Regions from separate parts of the Mus musculus genome. Here region 2 is linked to region 1. A link is a loop called in an ENCODE intact Hi-C map of the cell type or tissue named here. Cell type or tissue: left cerebral cortex. All regions are shown on one strand.

Region 1 (2,500 bases):
TCCTCCTCTTCCTCCTCCTCTTCCTCCTCCTCCCCCTCTCCCCCTCTCCCTCCTTTTCTTCCTTTCCACCTCTCCCCCTCTTCCTCCTCTCCTCCTCTCTCCTCTCCACCCTCCCCCTCCCCCTCTAGTCCTTCCTTCCTCTCTCTCCCTCCTTCTCTTCTTCCCCTCCTCCTTTCCTCCTCTCCCTCCTCCTATTCCTTCTCTTCTTCCTCTCCTCCTTTCCTTTTCTCCCTCTTCTCCCTCCTCCTTCTTCTTCTCCTTTTTCCTCATAATCTGGTCCTGCTCTTGTCTTCTCTTTTTTAAGCAGGAGCTGGGTTAGAGACCCACAGACACCAAGAAAGTAGCCACCAGAGACTCCACTTTTGCTCAGTTTCTTCACCAATATAGCAAAGGAAAACGAGTCTCACATGGGTTTGTCATCAGTCTGCCACAACATATTCACAGAGCTGTAACACAGTTACACCGCACACTCTCCATCCATTGGTTGAAAGAAACATTATTTACTCTTTAGCATTTTGGGTATTCTTCAGAATGCCACAAGGCGATGGACTGGGAAATCTGATCTCAACGTCAGTCTTTTTTAGACATACATCCATTCAATATGTTATCTTCCTTTAAAAAAAAATCATAGGAGATATTTTAGCTTTGTGTTATCTTGTCTACACTTTTACAGCCTGAAAATGAAATCTATCTTCTGTCCAAAAGGTGAACTAGCCACATTCTGAATTTAAAGCTCATTTTAAATGTAAAAACAAAACAAAACAAAACACCTGGGAAGAATGGGAAAAGTTCCTTTATATGTACTTCAACAGCAACAAATTACTACCATACCACATCCTTAAAATGCTAACAGTTTTTAAATTTCAAACATTATAAATGTCTCTAAATTGAAAAAAAAATGTATCCTAGGCATAGATTTAGGTGTAATCTATGAGGAGACAATAGCACACTAAAATGTTTTCTGTAGTCACATTCCTGAGTTAAAATATGCATCAGACTGAATCTTGAGCTCAACAGCACCACCTAGTGGACATCGACCAGAAATGCTGTCGCCTCTTATTCGAGATTGCTGCTCTTCCCCATGTCTTCCAAATAACTAATACAGTGATCACGCGGAATGTGGAAACACCCTTGAAATATGCGTTAACTTTCCACAATAATGATTTTTGTTAAATGTATCTGTAACTTACTTATGTCAGATACCAAACACTCGGATTATAAAAATATAAAGTATCTAACCCTCTTGATATCCAAAATTGCATAAGACCTTAACAAATGTTCTTTAACGGGGATGAAGTGGACTGGACGAAATGTTACGTTTCATTGAAAAAGAAACTAAAACAATAAAACCTTGAGATACTGAGCTGAAGTGGTGTTCATTTGCGTTCACTAACTCACTCTCTGGGGAGAGCGTGGGTTTCAGCTCACTCATCCAAAACAGGATACACGGCTTCATCTGTGGAGGCCTTTTAAGGGCTTAGGTGTTATCCATATAATACCCATCCACCCAATCTTGAGTTACTATTCGATCTATAGCTCTGGGTTTCTACTCTGCCGCTGTCCTTATCTTCAGTGCTCTTCAACAAAATCCTACAGCCTTCTGAACCTTCAGCCTCCAGACACCAGCTGTCTCCTTCCTGTGCTTTCTTTAATCTTTCTCTTCTTCTCTCCTCATTTCAGATTTCTTTGTTTTATATAAATGAGAGTGGCTGTTTTGTTTTGTGTATGTAGGTGCACTGTATGCATGCCTCACACCCACAGAGGTCAAAAGAGGGTGTCATATTCCCTGGAGGTGGAGTTACAGACAGTTGTGAGCCATTATGTGGGTGGTTGCTGGTTCCTCTACGAGAACAAATGCTTCTAACTGCTGAGCCATCTCTCCAGCCGTTTCCTTCTGTTTCTTTCCTGTTATTTCCTAAACTGGCCGGCAAGCTGGTTGGAGCACTGCTCACTTTTATACAAATCCCATCTCCCTATTCTACTACACACATGTTTAATTGCACAAGGGATACTAAAACAATCAACAAAACTAATTCTGGGTGATGGACCAAGTTACTTTTTGATGACATGACACTAGGAGGAAAACCCCTTCCAGAAACAGATGTTATCCCTGGTAAACAACTGAAGTCAAGGAAGGAAGGAAGGAAGGAAGGAAGGAAGGAAGGAAGGAAGGAAGGGAGGGAGGGAGGGAGGGAGGGAGGGAGGGAGGAAGGAAGGAAGGAAGGAAGGAAGGAAGGAAGGAAGGGAGGGAGGGGAACAGAAAGATAGAAAGAAACAAGCAAAGAAAGAAACAAAGAGACTCCAGAAATATATTCTGTTATTAAATATAACCCATCCACTCAAAGATGACTTGAAAGACTCTGCTGCCTCAGTCACCATATCCTACTCTTACCATTCCTCCTATTCCCCTCCCCTCTTTCCCTTTTACCCTCCTCATCCTCTTCCTCTTCCACCTCCTCCTCCTCTTCCTCCTCTGCCTTCTCCTCTTCATCTTTCATCC
Region 2 (2,500 bases), 890 kb before region 1:
TGCTGTATCCTCTTATCTAAATGATATATAAAAGTTCTATATTTTAAAATGTCTTTTATGCTTTTAAGGCTTCCTTAATTAAACATAATTACATGGTTGCAAGAAAAGGGCTAGATTAGCTTCAAATCTGATTGCTTTTAGAACGAGGAAGCTGCTCTCTCAGATTCAACGGCCAAAAAACTTATTTTTAGGGGATAAAATTTAACGAGAGCATTTTCTTTGTTGGCCTGATAAAGGGCCTTTTTTTTTTTTTTTTTCTTAACTCTAGAGATTTGCTAGAAAGAAAATAAAAACTCAAATACATCCTAACAAAGAAATGTTCTGTTTGGTATCAGCTTCATTTTAAGAGACACTTTCATTTTTCTGCTATAGTTTTATTCTATACACACACTTTTTAAAGCACCGACAAAGACAGTATTTTTGGTTTCCACCAACAGTGTGAAAATTTAAAAGCTCAGAAATAGGACTATATGTGGGCTGAAATTACACAAACAATATATATTAATGTAAGCAAGGTAGTGAAATGCCCAATTTGATGTAGGCAGAATGCACTGTTTTCTATAGTCATTTTTCTCTGGATGGACAAATGGGCACAGGTCATTATAAAATGGCCATTATTACTGAAGGCAGTTCTATCCTGTAAGAGGATCATTAACACTTTAGGTCAATTAGGGAAAACAATTTTAATACCTTCATTTCTGAGCATAGTAAAAATTCTGAACATAGAAAACAGATTGTGGTGGGAAAACAAGATTAGTTATCATCCATCGATTAAAAGATGAAGCACTTTTACGGAGGTCTATAAGAATATTATACTGTTTGCTAACTAACATGTTAATGAGAACTTGTGCCATCCTCAGAACAGCTTTTGTTGGACATATAGAAACATAACTTCATATTACAGATTAAAAAAAAACATATAAAAAGCCTAAAGTTCACATAACTAATGGCAAAATGTAAATGAACCCATCTATTTAAACTGTTTTAAGTCTGTCTAAATGCTTTGTTTTATATATCCAAATACAACAAGAATCAAAGCAAAATACCAACACAACTGTTATTCAACTTGGTGTAACTGTAGCAAAATACATTCAGAGTGAGGCAAGTTGACTCCAAATTTTAAGACACTAATTGTGCCTGCCATTCAGATGTCAGTCTTGCTCCGTGAATCTCTGCACTCTGACCACTAGAGGGCTACACACAGCTTCAGCACCCTGGTAAAGGCACACAAGGAAACCACTGGTATTGCACAAGGTTGTAAATATTTGCTCTTACCCTGTAGAAGAGAATGCTGAAATCCCGAGTCATCTTCACAAGGTGACAGGCCTGTTTGTCTGATAGTTGACACACCTTAGTGGGAAAGCATAGTTTCCTAATTTATTCACGACTATAACCTCACCTGCTAGTTCTCTTAAAGAGAATTAACAAGAGACTTAAAACTCCTGAATATTTTTTTGCTTTCCACTCTCTAGCTCTGATGTTGGGCATCAAAACTAGGGCCTCATACATGCTAAGCAAGCCATCACCCATGCCTTGGATCAGTTCTAAAAAACATACTCCATTTTAAGAAGCTCATTTTAGTTGTTCAAAGTGTCAAAAAGCAGAACCTGTCTTACTCAGGGTTTCTATTCCTGCACAAACATCATGACCAAGAAGCAAGTTGGGGAGGAAAGGGTTTATTCAGCTTACACTTCCCACATTGCTGTTCATCACCAAAGGAAGTCAGGACTGGAACTCAAGCAGGTCTGGAAGCAGGAGCTGATGCAGAGGCCATGGAGGGATGTTTCTTACTGGCTTGCTTCCCCTGGCTTGCTCAGCCTGCTCCCTTATAGAACCCAAGACTACCAGCCCAGAGATGGCACCACCCACAAGGGGACCTCCCCCTTGATCACTAATTGAGAAAATGCCCCACAGCTGGATCCCATGGAGGCGCTTCCCCAACTGAAGCTCCTTTCTCTGTGATAACTCCAGCTGTGTCAAGTTGACACACAAAACCAGCCAGTACACTATCCTAAAATTGTCATTAACTGATTTCTTCTACCACTTAACTACTAGTGATTTGGATTGTATCAAAACCAGGAAGAAACTATTCGCAAAAGACAAAGAGGTATATGTGGACTTATGTAAAAATAATTTCCTTAGTATACTTTATTTTGTAGAAATAGTTGGTATCATTAGAATTGAGTTAGCAGTATGAAATCTGGATAAGAGTCTTCAATGCAGATTTCCTCCCATAGAAACAAATGTACGGATGCTGCCTTTCCAGTGTCTCCTGCCTTAGGACCTTCCTCAGTCCATCACTATTCTCTTAACATTCCTCTACCAATTCTCCCTCCTGGAAAACTAAGAGCACAAGTCTCCCCAGTTGGAATGGTAAAAACAAGACCAAGTCCCCACGTTCTGTTGAGACCCCCAGCACAACTTTATTTCATTTATAGTTCATAACTGTAATTTTGCTAGTTATGAATCATAATATAAATATCTGTATTTAAAGATGGCC

What was found. Hi-C counts contacts between places; a loop is a spot of excess contacts. Peaks named below come from ENCODE experiments on the same cell type or tissue, not always from the same donor. Only the 100,000 strongest peaks of a DNase experiment are listed, where the experiment ranks them.
Region 2: it touches region 1 in a loop (5-fold over the local background); 12 of 42 quality-filtered maps call a loop at or near these places.

Annotation. Positions count from the first base shown.
Region 1 is chr8:54,492,303-54,494,802 of GRCm38, forward strand. No RefSeq gene overlaps it. Among named protein-coding and RNA genes, the nearest start is that of Spcs3, 36 kb to the right of the region's middle. In left cerebral cortex, a CTCF peak has its summit at 1,025 (motif pointing left); DNase peaks (open chromatin) are centred at 1,024, 1,440 and 1,761; H3K27ac peaks cover 710 bases.
Region 2 is chr8:53,606,053-53,608,552 of GRCm38, forward strand. Neil3 (nei like 3 (E. coli)) reads right to left here. Exons shown (of 10, transcript NM_146208.2): 5 at 1,276-1,350. Among named protein-coding and RNA genes, the nearest start is that of Gm39181, 23 kb to the left of the region's middle. In left cerebral cortex, a CTCF peak has its summit at 1,181 (motif pointing right); a DNase peak (open chromatin) is centred at 1,210.